Regions from separate parts of the Mus musculus genome. Here region 1 is linked to region 2. A link is a loop called in an ENCODE intact Hi-C map of the cell type or tissue named here. Cell type or tissue: heart. All regions are shown on one strand.

Region 1 (8,000 bases), 310 kb before region 2:
AACTAAAATCTATTTGGTGTCTAGGAGAGAGAAGGGAAAAGCACTAATGAGAAGCTTTCCCTCTGCCTGGTTCCCCTAGGCTTCAGACTACCACTCTAGAGGACCCCAGTGGACTTGATAATAATAGAGGATGTAGGGTGGAAAACAAGTGTCACACCTAAAACTGCCACTGGGAGTTATTATTTAAAATATTTGTTCTCGGACTTAAGCGGCCAATGGACAGTTAAAACCCCTGTGTACTACAAATAACAAAGTAATGGTCACCTCATATTGTTTAAACTCATTGCGCGCGCGCGCGTGTGTGTGTGTGTGTGTGTGTGTGTGTGTGTGTGTGTGTGTGTGTGTGTGTAGAGCTTGGACCAGTCTAAAGTGGGGAGCGCTGGCAAAGGGAGGACGCCTGGGAACTACTGGGAAGAGACGAAATGAGTTGCAGACGCAGCTGGATCTGGAATGCGCCGGCTTAAAGCAATGAGGGCATTTATTGCAGATTCTGGTTATTTCCTTTGCAAATTCTTCATTTCAGATCCTTGCCGAGCACTGCCTCCCAGGCCTGGCGCAGAGCATTTCAGGTTTCTTAGCCGAAAAGGGACAAACAGAACCCCCTCTTCTGGACAGAGCCCCGCTGGGGCCTTAACAGGCTGATTTGCAAACCCAAAATCTTGGTTGTCACTTGCCTTGCTTTCAGCCTCCAGAAGCAGGCACCACTGGCTCATCCAGCTAAATTAAGAGCTCAGACGTAAGAAGAGCTATTGGGATGCCCCCTCCTCTGTTTTTTTCTCCCCTCCCCCCAGAAAAACAAAAACTCGGATAGTGCCTGGGCGACCAGAAGTCTTGCGTCTGTACCTGGAGTAGATGAGAGCCGAGTTCGCGACCAACGTTGTCCAAGGGGCTGGTTCGACTGGTGTGGCCCCACGCCTCGCCAAGCCCTGTGGAGACACCCAAACATTAGCGAGAGAACCTAGGCCCTGTAGGCAGTCGGGGGCTGGAGAGCGGTTTGTCTCGCCCTGGGAGCGGAGCAGTGTGGGTTACCACCGCCCCTTTATGGATCCGATCTGAGGGGATAGAGGACTGGGTCAGCTGGCAATTCTTGCCCATAAGTTCTAGTGGCTCCAGTCCTGGACAATCCCAGCTCGATCTTTGAGCGGGTTCCTGTTCTGTTTAGCTCAGCAAGGGGTTATTTCTCGTCACAAGTTTTCAGTTTTCATCCTTGTCCTTTTAAGCAGCCCGAGAGATTCCTCCCACCTTGTCAACGCAAATGTCACACACACTCAGACACACACGCGCGCGCGCGCGAACAAACAAACAAACAAACAAAAAACAGAGGCCACCAGCCTCACGGGTTCAGTCCTGGCAACCTTTCTGATTGGCTGCGGGGCTTTCTAGACGTAGGTTCCCCCTAGCCTGACCTGAATACTCTTGGAGAAATCTGTTTGTGGATAATTTCCTGCTTCTCTTTCAACAGAATCTCTAGGCAATCCTCTCTTTTTCTTTCCCCTGGGAGTCCAGGCCTTATCCCATATCCTTATTTCCCTCCCAAAAGAACAAGAAGAACTTTTCTGGCTATTTTCGCTCTATTCTGAACCTAGAGAGTCGGTTTTTCTACTACTCTAGTACCATCTATCAACAAAGCTAGGCCATTCTTTCCCTTTGTCTTAGCATGCCAACCTTTCAAGCCTTTGGCACAATGTTTTTCTAAATATGCCTTAAGAAATATTTATGTAAGGTTCCTTATATAGTCATATGCAATATGGTCTACTACCCGTAGCAAGACCAAAAAAAAAAGTGCAAAAGCATGTTAAACTATTTATGGCCATCTTTTAACTGCTGCTGATAAAAGTACTTCACTAGTTAAATCTTTCGTTTTTACATCACAAACAAGACTTACTTGTTTTTAACGGTGATCTATTTCGTTAGGAGCAAATACTCTGAAACATACACCGTGACAAATATGCTGGATTTGTAATATGGAAAAAGAAAATAGTTTTTCACAATAAAACATTCGTTTAGTTTTTTGAAGGTGTTTAAGTAGGACCTGTTTCCTAAGCAAGTGATTAAAAACCCTGACAACGAGTAACAGTTAGCGCCCCTTAGGCTCAAATGGGGTCTTTCTGGGTGTTTGCACACCTAAATAAATCTAACGATTTCCGCACTGCTCTGCAAATACTGCGGCTCCGCTCCTGCGACTGCCCCTCCCTCCATCGCGCCGCGTGATCCTTCCTGACGCCCCAGCACGCCCAGCTCTCCTCCCCGAGTGACACTGTGATTCTGGCCCCAGTTATCAGGGTGAGCCAGTAAGTACTGAAGGGTCGGGTCTCAGCCACCTATACACACCCCTTCGTGTTGCCGCCTCCCTTCCTCCCCTCCCAACTCATCCTCCTGAATTTCGGCTCCTATCCAGAAGAAGTAGCTGGACTTGGCCACCCTAAAGAAAAGAGAAAAGAAAGACCTTGCTGAGAGTGCCGAGGACTCGGTTGGCGTCGACCTTGGGGCCCCGCAGAGCCCAGAAAACCAGAAGCTTCTTGGGATCAGAGGGCAGGACATTCCCGCTGGTCCTCTAGAGATCTGAGGGCTGCGGTTGTCTGGGACTAGTCCTAGTCGCCCCTCAAGCTAGCGAAACCTGTGTTTTAGGCAAACAAACGTCTTTAATAGAAAAATTTGAGGGTCACCTGAAGCCGCCTGCAAATCACCGAGTGGGGTCGCAGGGTTGGAGGTTGGCGGGGGCGTGTAAAAAGATCCTGCCTAAGAACTCTAGATGCCTGCTTTGCTCTGCCGGGTTGCGCCCTCATTAGCATGCGCCTACGAGGGAAAACAAGACTTGCCCACAGGTTAATAAGCAGCCCGAGCGGGTGCTAGCTAACAGGGGAGTTCCTCTCTCTACTCTGCGCCCCCCTCACACCTGGGAGGAAACTTGTTTTCACAGAGGCTGCGTTCCCTTTTGTAGGCAGAGGAAACTTGTCACACGGTTGAGTCTGGGTTAATGTTTTATGAGGAACTGACTGGGCGGCTCTACCGGTGGATCTCACCAAGGGAGGAGCTCACCCTCCAAAATGTGAGGACACCCCCCCCCCAAAAAAAATCAGATTAAGGTTCTCATTTCCCAAAGTCTTAAAGTGCTGCCAAGGACCCTCTCACCTCTTTGCTTCGATGAAGCGCCCCAGCACCCAGTTTCAGTGGGCAAGGGGTGGGGTGGGGGGGGGGGGAGCTGAGATTTCGTTTCTGCACTTGACCTACCGCAGAAAATTCGCAAATCCTTTGATTGTCTGTTTAAAATGAGGAGGAACCAGCTCCTTTTGCGGCAGGATTACAGTGAGAACACGATCTAAAGATTCCCTTGTAACTCGGTGAGGCAGAGGGAACAGGGTTTTGCAAAGGAGAAAAGGCTCTCTGTGAGGGAGGCGATAACTAAATCAGGTTTCAGACAAAAGGATTTTCCCCAGCTAAAGTGGCTGAAGACAAAGGAAAACATAATCTATTTTGGAAGATTTCCAAGATATGCCACATTAACCTCAGCAGATAAATTTTACTTCTCTCAGGCCCCTCACTTTCCTTAAAATCTGGTTTATCATATTTACATAAGTAGTATTAGAAGGGGTGTATCTATTATGAATCTAAAGGGCTAGCTCACATTTCATGTGAATACCCAAGCAAGTTTCTCTGTTGCTTTACCCTTGGTGCACGGTTGAGCCATTTCCATTTAAATACCCCCTGACCCAAGGATTACCTCAATGGACTGACTGCGCGGGTTTTGTAATTTCCTGAAAATGAGATTTCGATTTATAAAACAAGAAACCAATTAGTAACCAAATGAGGCGAAGTAGATCCACTAAAATTGACCTAATCCCACAGGCACCATTTAGGCCCGTTCTTGGTGAATGAATGATGAGCCCCAGTCTAGCGCGCGCTCAAAGCATCATCCAGCTGTGTTATTGCAGGCAGCAAAAATAAATTGATCGGGCTTTTTCTTCGAATGAATTTCATGCCCTTGACAAAATACAGATTACAGGCCAGGCATCCACCGCCTCCTTTGCTGGCTAGAAAGAGAAGAGCTTGTTGTAGTGGCCCCTTCTTTCTTTCCTCCCTTATTAGCACGGCGTCTCCATAAAAATGTGTCCTCTCCACAATGCCTAGTGTGTCTCGGAGGCAATAGGGAGGTTTCCTGTGACCCGTCTACAACCGAAGACAAGGGTGATACAAGCCCTTCCAAGCCCTCCTTCTAACTTAAGGTCCCCAGAGGCTAGTGGTTGCTACTTAGGCGGAGTGCGTGAAAAAGAAAATCTGAAACCCCAAATACCACGTGTGTGCGCCAGGGCTAAAAGTCCTGCGCTGGCATTCCTGGGGCTGTGGCATCAAGGAGCCTCTGGGTTCTCGTTTGTCATGGCCAAACAGCGGAGCTCTCTGGGGGAGAGAAGGGCAGGGAATGGGTGCCCTGCGTCGCGCCAACTCCTGGTACAGTTCCAGGGCAGAGCACTTTGTTCATCAACAAGGCGCATCAGGGTCTCCGCTAGCCCTAGAAACTGTCCCAGGTCACTGCTTGAGACGGAGCTCACAAAGGCTCCTGCGATCTACCTCGGCAAGGCCTGCGCTGTACCGGTGTGTGTCCTACTCTTGCCTGCCCGCCTCTCCCCGGCCAGAGCCAGCGACGACTGTGCCAGGAATCTTCTAGTGTTTGTGTTGTTCGAAGCTGAGGCGGGTCACTAGTTTCTCCGGCTTTTTCCCAACCCAGTGTTTGCGCTTCCGGTTGGGGAAGTAGCCGCCAACCAGGCTTTGTAACCCAGCCCGCCACACCCGCTGCGCGTTATCCAACACTACAAGAAATTGGGGTTTCTTCGGATTTAGCTTAAAACCGGGAACAAGTGTCCTGCATGGAGGCTGAGGGTGCCGTCGTAAAGGAGTTTAGTGTTCGGGAATATGCGGGCTGGATAATGCCCCCTCGGTAGAAGACCCTCGCCTCCAAGCAAGGCAGCCCCTCACCTGGCGACCTACGGATCCCGTCCTGCCGGGAATGAGGGAAGGACCTGATCTCCTTTGAGCATAAAACTACCCTGAAGGATGGTAGTGCTTTGTGCATCACAAAGGATGTATCACACTCTGGTATGTAGCAAGGTCTGACCTTTAGATAGGGCTTGTGACACCTCCAATTCTCTGAGAACTTAAGGCCCGGAAGGTTTGGAAATCATGCCCAGACTTCAAGAAGACATGATTCAAAAGGAAGATCCGACATATCACTTGTACCTATTGGGCTGAGAGCTTTCCGCAGTGGAAAAAAAAAAAAAGTGTGGTAAGGTCGGAGATAAAAAGCCACCCGGGGTCTGAACAGAACCACCAGAGTGTCAAACCCACCAGCTTGTCAAACCTGTGAAAAAAGTTTACCCCATTCTACCCATTCCGTTAGCAACTTCGGAGTAACCGGACTGAACAACTGGCAGCCCAAGATACTGGCAAAGTGACCCACCTAAATAATCGCTATTGTTACTGTCTGTCTCCTTTCTCCGAGAAATACCCGGGCCCATAAGGGAATACCGCAAGAATCCAGGAGTTTGCATTCGGAACTTGCATCTGACTGCAAAAAAAAAATTCAAAGATATCAAGATTCCCCCTAAATGTAAAAACAACTCCCCTAAAAAAAAGATCTACCCTTATATGTTTAATACGTTTTAGTCTTAGATGGATAATTGTGCTGCGTTTGAAAGCATCCCACCATAGCTTATGATGTTCCGTTTGTTGTTTGTTTTTAATTTGTGATACACCCATCTTCTTTTAAAAAAATCATTGATCAGAATCTATACATTCTAGTCATAAATCTGCCTTGCACACAGTTTAATTCTGCACCCACTTAAAACGAACATCAAAACTGGAATTAAGCAGAGAAAACCAGACTTGAGCATAAAATGTGTTTAAAGGAGACTTTAAATGAGAAAAACTTGTGTTAGAAAATAAACATTGAAACCCAGTGCTCAATCATTTCCCTGAGCAGCAAGAAAAACAGCCTTAAATCACATATCCACGTGGGAAACCAAGCTTTTTTTTTTTTTAATTTTTTAAGTGTTTTCTGTTTGTTTGTTTGTTTTTGAGTTAATTCAAAAAATGATTAAGGATTTCAAGTTTTAGATGAATGTTGTAGGACTTGGGAAAATACTTACTAATTTCAACCCTTGTGATTATTTTTATTTTTCATAGATATATTGGCGACTATGCATAATGATACTACCAAGATTAAAAACAGTTAAAGATTTGGAGCCATATCTGATCTTACAGCTTATTCCGAATGACAAAATGCCCCTGGCCAAATCTACAGTAAAAGTGGATAAAAATATGTATGTCTTTGAAAGTTGAATTTGTCCTCTTTTGCATATAAATAAAGTTATATCGTTGTTGTTTTTTAATATCTTAATACATCTTCCTGGCTTTGATAACAACAAAGATTTGTACATTTTTTACATTCTCTGTTTTTTCTGTTTCAAGACAATATTTAGAGTGAATGTGATTAAACAGAAGATAAGCATTTTTAATGACCTCACAGTGCTCTTCCTGGATTTTCCTTTATATAAAATTTAGTCTCTAATGCTGATCCAAAGCTTGTTCCTTCTCCTTCCTCATCTTCCTCCACCTGCATCTCCACAATTGCTCCTGCTTGGAGCCTCACCTCAAAGAGCAAGGATTACAGGTGTGCACCACCACACCCAGTTTTATACTGAATTCTTAGTTATTCCAAATACCTGTATCATTATCTCCACTTCCCTTTCTTTCTTCTTCCCTCCCTCATTTCTCACTCAACTGTTCAGGATTACCTATTCTGAATAAACACACTAATGGCAAAACCTGGACCCAGACAACAGCTACTACAATGATAAGGGGCGGAAATGTACAGGGAATGACCATACAGGGAATACTCACCGGTCCTACACCCTCTCAGATAAGTGTGGAAGAATTTTTTGTTCACTTACCATATAGCCATTGGGCATTACACAGTAGTATAAATAAAGTGTGTGATATGTACAAAAACAAGGTTTACTACATTGTTATGCCTATAGTTATGCCATCAAATCTGTAATCATTTGAAATTAGACAGTTTGTAAAATCCATGTCAAATGTGATAGGATATTTACCGTAATTAAACAGCGATGCTTATTCTTAAAACAAAACTTTATTAATGTCATGTGGTGGGAAAGCTTTAAGACATGTAAAGTAACTTCAAATTCTATTTAGCATCACCAAAAAATTACAGAGATGTAAAGTGTTCAGTTCACCCCCAAGCTTAGGTTGAACCCTAAGTAAAGGCTAAACCCAAATTTGGCACCACCTGCAGGTAGTGCCTGGTTTTGCGGCTTGTCACTCTTTTGCTCCTTTGAAAACCGCTGAGTTTTGTAATTGTTTGCCGTTGTTGTTTTCGTTAATACAGTAAAGGGGTGTACTTTAGTACTTTCGATTTAGTGTTTTTGAAGCTCAAACAATCTCGAAATTAAAACCTCATCTCCAGGTGCCAGCTGTTCTGACGATCCTGTCTAACTCATCGAGTGGAGTCTGCGCGTGAGTTATGAACTCCACAGAAGCTAGCGAAATAAATGATGTGCCCAGAGTTCACACATGGTCCATCCCCGCCCCTCATAAACTCACACTCAGAAGAGGGGAGAGAGGAGAGGTGGGAGGGGCCAGAGTTCGGTGAGAGAGGACTGTAGAAAGCACTGTTAAAGTAGCCAAAAGGGATGGCCTAGCTTGCCGTCCAGAGGACCTCATAACGAGAATATATTTGAGTCCTTCTATTTCTTTATAACGCGATTTTTAATTTTTAAGAATTAGCGCCTTCAGAGGAAAGCTTCTTCTCTTAAAATACAAAAATAAAACAAACAAAAATATCGAGCCGGATCCTCTCAGAGCCCACCCCGAGTCTGCACTGAGCAGACTAGGGCCTCTGGCCTTGTGGGTTCCCGGGCTCTGTTTGTGACTGCTGGGGAAATCAGCCCTCTATTCTTCTCCTGCGGTTATTCGCTGCCCCACTAGCA
Region 2 (8,000 bases):
AAAATGAAGAACAAACTTGCAAGGAATAAATAGGAGGAAAATATACATAAAAATTTACCATCAGGAGGCCATAGAGTCCAAGGGGCAAGGAGTAAAGTGTATCACCAAAACAAATAGAAGAGAGGTCTAAGAAAAATGTTACAGCCAACTGTATAAAAATACTATAAAACCATGTGGTAAAATGCCCAGTGAATTAAGCATTTTACCCATGTTCTTCCAAAGTTCATCTTTTAGTATTGTATGAGCACAGTATCTCTAAGAAAGGAGTTAAATTTGGACACTGTCAAATTTATCAGGTTTCAAGGTGACACGTGTGGGTTAAGACATATCTTTTACTGTAAATGTAAAGACTTACTTGAAAGATTACCTAGTGTAACTCACTTATCTTTTTGTAAGATAGAGGCCAACAGAACAACAAATGCACTCACTGATAAATGGATATTAGCCCAGAAACTTAGAATAAACACAATTCCTAATAGTTCTGTTTGGAGAGTAAAAGTGAAGATAGGCCAAAATGTAGTAAAACCAGAAAGAAAATTTATACCAGACAGGGAGTCCTATAATGGCACAAACATTCATTACATTCAAATTCAGTTCTATATATTACTGTGTCTCTCTATCTCCCTCTGTCTGCCTGCCCTGCCTGGCCCCCATGCTCTACCTCATGATTGCTAGATACCTTTACAATTAGAGTTAGATTCTCACTTATCTCTCTCATTTCATTGGGTTTGGCTTGTCTTCCTTCACTTCTGTGAGCCATTCTCCAGAGAGAACTCTTACTAGTTCCATTTTCTAAGCCGCAAAATGAAAAAGAACCACAAAATATTTCTGATACTCCTTTCAAGATAATTAAAACTTGATTAAGTGTTGAGTTCAAGCTTTATATAGGGACTATTTGCTAGGTGTTGAGCCAGGCAAAACAAAGAAATAAGTTACTATAATGCTTACTCACATGTAAGTATGAAGTACAGACTGAGAATTTCTTATTTGAAATGTTTGAAATTAAAGTGCTCCCAGACTGAGGCTGTTAGATTTTAGAATATCTGCATGTAAAAAATGAAATAGGTTTGTCAATGATGGTCCGTCCCACAATTAAACAAAGTTAATTTATGCTTTATAGTAAAGTCCCAGATTGATTTTACTCAATATTTTTAATAATTTTGCCGATAATGTGCAACTTTCTACTTTTGATGTCAAGTCAGTTATAAAAGCTCCAAATACCAGGTTCTGTATAGCAAAGAAACTGTCAGCACAGCACAGACAACCCACAGAACAGGTCTTTACCAGTTGTACTTCAGAAAAGGGGTTAATATTCAGAATTTACAAAGAATTACAAAATTAAATACCAAGGAAATAACAGATGGGCTAAAGAACTGAACAGTGTTCAAAAAGAGAAACACCAATGACCAAGTTAGTTTAAAAGTCTTCAACATTTTAGTATTTTAAGAGCCAATGGGAAAATTCAAACTAAAACTTTAAGATAACACCAGTCAGAATACTGGTCATCAAGAAGTTTGATAACAAATGTTGGAGAGAATGTGGAGACAGGAACCCTTATTCACAGATGGTAGATATGCAAATTAATAGAGGCATTATGGGAATCCACTGGAAAGTCATCAAAAATATAACTAACATATGACCTATTTTACTCCTGGGTATCCCTGAAGAACTCCCAGTTATACCATATAGATAATTGTAACCCCATGTTTACTACTTTTTTTAATTAACTATAAAAAGAACACAGAACCAACCTTATTGTCCATCCACAAATGAAAATCGCTGTGTATGTGTGTGTGTATATATACACACACATACATATATACACTCACACACACATACATATACATAAGTATACATATATCTATACACACACACACACACACACATATATATGTATACATTCACACACACACACACACACACACACACACACATATATATGGCAATACTCAGAACTTATTCTCAACCTGTGGGTCACAACTCTTTGAAGGGTAACATATCAGCCTGAGTATCAGATATTTACATAACGATTCATAACAGTAGCAAAATTATAGTTATGAGGTAGCAACGGAATAATTTTATGATTGAGGGTCACCACATCATGAGGAGCTGTACTAAAGGGTTGCTGCATTAGGAAGGTTGAGAACCACTGGCTTAGAATGACCCATAGTGATGTCATATTATCTCAGAAAGAAAGAGAAACATGTCTTCTCTTATACTAAGCTACTAGCTTAGTGCCTCCCTCCTCCCTATCTCCCCTGAGTGTGTGTGTGTGTGTGTGTGTGTGTGTGTACAAATGTAAACATGCGTTCGGTGAACATATATAGAAGATTTAATATTAGGTGATAAAGGAGAAATGAAATCAAGTAATAGACATTGTAGAGCTTTTTTTCCATTTTAATTGTTATTTTTTTCATTTTTTGTGGGGAATAAGTGAGTTAAAATATATGTGCTAGTGAAAATGTAAAATTCAACGTAAAGCTCTACAGTTTCAGAATTCTCTAACTGTATAATACCTCCGTTGAGGTGGAGACTTCAGATATGGCTCATTGTTCCTCATGACATTTATTTACAAGTTCTTTGTAATGAAGTTTTGGGAGTACTTCATATTTTGGGTTTTCAGATTTGGAATTCTCAGATTCCTTATTGTCTCCTCTGTAATTCTTCATTTATTTCTGGAGATGTTCATGAGCTAAAATTTTAACTGCGCATACTCACTTTCTCAAAGTTGAAAACTGTACTTATACAAACTATCCTCAAGAAAGATGTATTAGAGTAAAAAGTTTATTCTGTTACCATATAGGCTCTTTATAAAAATGTTTTGTATGTAGACTTTCTATATCCTATGCCAGACATGAGGTATCAATACAACCAATGTAAATACTAGAAAAAAATGAAAACGCTTCCAGCCAGAAATTTGTTTCCAATTATTAATTTAAACATCCCTTCTAAAAGAGTGTTTGCTAGTTAACTATACAAAGTTCTGTGAGAACAGGGACTTTCTATGTCCTACACCTCCCACAGTGCTAGGGAATGAATGAAGAGTGAACAAATGAATGAATTAATGAATGAACCAAGTTTTTTAGAAAAAATTATTCAACAAGGATCAAGAAAACTAAGTCTTGCAAAATTAATTCACTCATGTAAATAACACTAAGCTACACTTAACTGACATCTCTATGAATATTTTAATGCAACACAGTATTATCTTTGTGGATGGCTTACTTATGCAGTGGGTTTCATAGAATAAAGTAATCCTTTTTTTTTTTTAGGTTTTTTTTTTTTTTTTTTTTTGAGGCAGTGTAGCCCTGGCTGTCCTAGACCAGGCTGGCCTCGAACTCAGAAATCCGCCTGCCTCTGCCTCCCAAGTGCTGGGATTAAAGGCGTGCGCCATCACGCCCGGCGCAACACCAGTATTATAATCGTCATGACGTGAAAAACTAAATACAAAACATGAGCTAGAGCACGTCCAGCCTAGACTCAGAAGCGGAATTTGAGAACAATCAAACTCAGAAAACAAACGTTTCAGCTTATGAATCTGAAAAGGGGGTAGATATAGTTGACTGTTCTAATTTTTATCCAGGAACAACAACAACAACAACAACAACAACAACAACAAAAACCACACCACAGGTAGCAATTAGACTGCACTTGTGATGCATATCAAACTCAGTAGACTGAACTTCTTTCTTTTAAAGGTAAAGGAAATTACAGCATCCTACCAAGAACCACTTCATCTACCCCCTTAGCATAGACACTTCTTTATTTAAAAAAAAAAAAAAATACATTCTAGAGTCCTCCGATTGTTAAATTCACCCACTGCCCTGAACTCCAGGACCCAAAGCACTCGCTCCTCTGTGTTGTGGGGGAAACCCAACCCAACAGATGTAGGCGAAGAACGACGTTGCTAGGAATGTGTAATATAAATAAGGGGAGAGGGAGGAGAAAAACAGGTTAAGCCTAGAACAGAAAATTTTTCATCTTGTGGCCATTCTGTCCTTACACGTGGGCAATCGCGCTGGAGTTTTCACCCCAACCCCCACCTACAAACTTAGGTGAGCCGGGACGCCCAGCCGAGGGATGACAGCTCGGTCCACCCGCGCTCTTCCGGACTCTGAGACCAGCCCCGCCCCGCCGCACACTCGGGCTCCGCCACCCGCGCCCTCCCTCTCCCTAGCTCACCTCAGCCCCGCCGCCACGCGCGCCTCCGGCCTCCTGGAGGTTTGCTTCCTCTTCTCACTCCGGCGGAGCGGAGCGGAGGGCTGCGCCCCGACCTCCTCCGCAGCACACGCGGGCCGGCGGGGGTCGCTCGCTGTCACGCCTTAGCGCGCGAGGGCTGCCCAGCTGGCACTGACCCACAAACCCACACACCCGCGCCGAGCGACGGAGGGGCGGGGCGGGCGCCGGCCATACGTCACCGACCGCGACGCCAACGTCGCCACGTCAGCACCCGGCCGCCCTCGGCCCCGCCCATGCGGGGGTTGGCGTCGGGTGGCGTACACGCTAGCAAGTTTCAGCTCAGTTTTAGTGGTCCGACTCTTGGTTCCCTCCGGCCGACTCCCTAATCCCCGCTTGGTTCTGATAATGGCACCGAGTAATTAATTCCTATTGAAGGCAGAAACCAGTGAGTCACAGTCCCGTGGTTACTAGATGGTTCCGCCCACCTGCTCTAGGCTCAAGTTTCGATTTCCCTGAGTTTCATTATTCTCCACTTTGTACTTCTGAAGTTGTTTCTGACCTTCGAAACAAAACATCTGACGATAGCCTGGTGCGACTGGCAAATTTAGAAAAGCTAGCCTAAAAAAACTGCATTGTTGTTAAGTTTGAACTGATGAGCGAGGATACAGATGTGGTATGCATTGTCATCCTACCCTTTCAGCCCATTCTTCCCGAGACAGTTGTCCTAAAACTCACCAGAACCCTGTTTTATAGAAGCAGCATTGGTTGAATAATAAACATAACTTGCCAAACCCACTGGAAGTTCTGTATACCAGACTGAGGTAAGAAGACCTCAATAGCGATAGAAGCATTTCAGAAATTAAAATGAGATAACGCAGATGAAAAGAATCATGAAGTATTAATGAAACTTGGTAAGATTCACTAAGAGGAAAAGTTACTGGACTGTCAGCAATATGAAAGACCCATCTGGTGATAAAGGTTTGTCTGGTATGACCTGAACTTTATGAGGAAAACAAACAAAAACCCTTCACATTCTGAGAGTCCCTTCTAATACAATCCAAGGAACTAAATGCACTGTAGAAGCAATATATGACCATCACAGTCTCTACATTTCTCTAAGTTCCCAGTCTCTACATTTTCTAAGTAGATGCTGAATGCTTACATAATAGGGATTTGGGGGGAGGGAGACGCATTTTAGGAGAATTACTGGCTGGTTTTGCTAAAAGTTAGTCCAGTCGCATGTAGCCTTTCAAGCGTTTACAGTCTAACTCATTTTATCACCAAACTACAACTGGTGATCCCAAAGACTCTTGGTCTCACTAGAGAAAGAATTCTAGGAGAGATACAGAAGAGACTTAAGCAAAAGCAAATTCATTATAGTAAAAAAGCAGAGGCAGATATTCCCAAGTGGGAAGGCCACCTGAGAATCCAAGCAGAGGTGATGTGAGTGGCATAGAAATATTTTGCTAATCTGAGATACATAATTGTGGAATTTTCAGAAACAGAGAGAGCATTTCCATGAAGCAGGCAGGGAAGGAAGAGGGGTTTGATCAAACATAGAATTATAGTACCAAGATTGCAATTTTGGAACAGCATGTATGTTAAAAACCGCAACTATAAATAAGATGCTAATTAATTTCCAGCTGAACTTTTGGGTCTCAGAGTCTCTGCAGCATGCAGATATTACTTGTATAGAGTACAACTGAAAGTAATATCATCCTGGCACTCAATCGAGCTAGATGAAGCCATCACTGTTGGGTTAGATTTATGTTTTATTTTTCACTCTCTCCTCTACCAGTAAATGAGACAAGATAAATAAGTAAAAAAGAAAAATGAAAGGAGTCTACATAGATAGTTTAGATTATACCCAACAGAGTTCCAGAGGATCAAAAAGATGAAAATTGAAAATGTACTACCTGACTCTCCTGTGCTATGCTCAAGCCACTAGCCAGATTTGGCTCTACAAAATAGAAATCTGACTTATTGGAATTAAGGTTTTCAAAATATATGCCATATTTTGAAAACTTAACGGGAAGGTGATTGTAAGCTATCAACTTTTTATTTATTTTAGATAAGCCTTTGTACATTGAGCCAAATGAAATGTAATTATTTCAGCCCTTACTTTTAAAATGTATATCTATAAACTTTAAAATGGTGCAGGTGACTTAAATTATACTTCTACATAGTACCAGAGTGGAAGGAAATAACTTCACTAGTTTCTTAAGAAATACCTTTGAACTCCTTTATTTTCTCAGGGATGTTTTTCAAATGTTTACTAAAAGACAATCTACTAAAGATGGCTCCTAGTTTGGAGAAAGAAGAATGTCTAGAAAGTTTTTTAACAAAGCTAAAAGCAAATGCAATCTGATAAATAGCAACCCTCCTGCCTATACTGAGAGGTTATTTCAGTATTTTTGTTATTTTCCATTTATCTTTGTGTGTTTGTGATATGTATGTGTGGGCACATTTGTGTGTGTGTGTGTGTGTGTGTGTGCGCGCGTAAGTCTTGTTGATACCTGAAACATTTTCTTCAGGACCTTTAAGTCTTTTCTTATGAAAGGAGCTGATAAAACTATGGGAAAATGTTTAGATACATTAGTCCAGCCACTAATCTTCAAACAGTAATATTTGTGCTTACATGAAGGCTAAGCAAAGTCTGTTAAACTTTTAAGCTTCTTCCTTGTACATCTTGCTACTTTCACAATGACAGCCAGGTTTTTATGACTTAATCCTTGATATACCTCAAGAGAAAGGTAAGATGTAACTGTAGTCTCCCAGGCTTACTGCCTCAGTTTGCTAACCTAGGCCTAGTCCTGGAAGCTTCTATTCTCTGTACAATCTAATCTAGGCCTAGAATGTTTTCAGCCTCTGAGACTTACTACTGAATAAATGCTCACCCTTTCTAGTTCTTTCTGAATACTGGCTGGCTGATTCAATTCAACTATTCTGGCTCAAACTCCTCTCCACGCTGACTGATTCAATTTAGTTTCCAGCCTGGCACTCAATCCATCAAGATGAAGCTGGGTTTCTCACTGAATTGCTCTGCTTGGCATCAAACTCACTCTAGCAATCTGTTCTAATCTTCTGGCTCGTTCTCATTCTCTGCCTCTGTTTTCACCTGTGTCTCACTTGTTCTCTCTATAACCTGTGTCTGTAAAATGTCCAGGTAAGACTGCCTCTGCACTCCACCAAATGCACTGCCACAAACTCAACTCCACTGCACTGACTCTCAACTGACTCCCAGATCACTGAATCAACTGAACTAACTGACTAGAACTCAGAGATCTGCATACTTCTGTCTCCTGAGTGTTAGGATTAAGGGTGTGTACCACCATGCCTAGACATAAGCTTTTCTTTACCTGAAACTTGCTCTACATTAGGTTGGACATGAAGTCAGACATCTGCTTGCCTCTGTCTCCAGGGATTGAAGGAGTGATGTATTCCAACTGGTTCACACAGACCTAGAAGGTCTTTGGATGTGATCCCCAAGCCAGAGCAACCATGTATCTGGATTAAAACTCCTCTACACCATCATTTCTTAAATCCAATTACAAGGCTGAGAAGAGAACAGAGCCACTGGAGTGAAAATTTGCCAAAGACTGAAAATTCATGAAAGTGGCTCTGAATTACTAATGGTAAAGCTTGAACATTGGGCTCAGGGGAAAGTACAGGTAAGCAGAGAATTTCAAAGATATAGAGTTACCTCTATGAATAATATGCCCTGCCATTCAGAAATTCACCATAACTCTTGGTGCCCAGAGTTTCTGGAGGGAATTCATCATATATACCTGATTGACATATTAGTGTAATACATCATGAGT

The links. Peaks named below come from ENCODE experiments on the same cell type or tissue, not always from the same donor. Only the 100,000 strongest peaks of a DNase experiment are listed, where the experiment ranks them.
Region 1: it touches region 2 in a loop (4-fold over the local background); 7 of 42 quality-filtered maps call a loop at or near these places.

What each region holds. Positions count from the first base shown.
Region 1 is chr10:50,897,711-50,905,710 of GRCm38, reverse strand. Sim1 (single-minded family bHLH transcription factor 1) reads right to left here. Exons shown (of 11, transcript NM_011376.3): 2 at 844-926. Among named protein-coding and RNA genes, the nearest start is that of Sim1, 6.1 kb to the right of the region's middle. In heart, a CTCF peak has its summit at 7,302 (motif pointing left); no DNase peak of the experiment used is centred here; H3K4me3 peaks cover 919 bases; H3K27me3 peaks cover 5,999 bases.
Region 2 is chr10:50,589,080-50,597,079 of GRCm38, reverse strand. It overlaps Ascc3 (activating signal cointegrator 1 complex subunit 3), which reads right to left and starts at 4,411. Exons shown (of 42, transcript NM_198007.2): 1 at 4,183-4,411. In heart, CTCF peaks have their summits at 640 and 4,292; DNase peaks (open chromatin) are centred at 4,169 and 4,539; H3K4me3 peaks cover 1,945 bases; H3K27ac peaks cover 1,857 bases.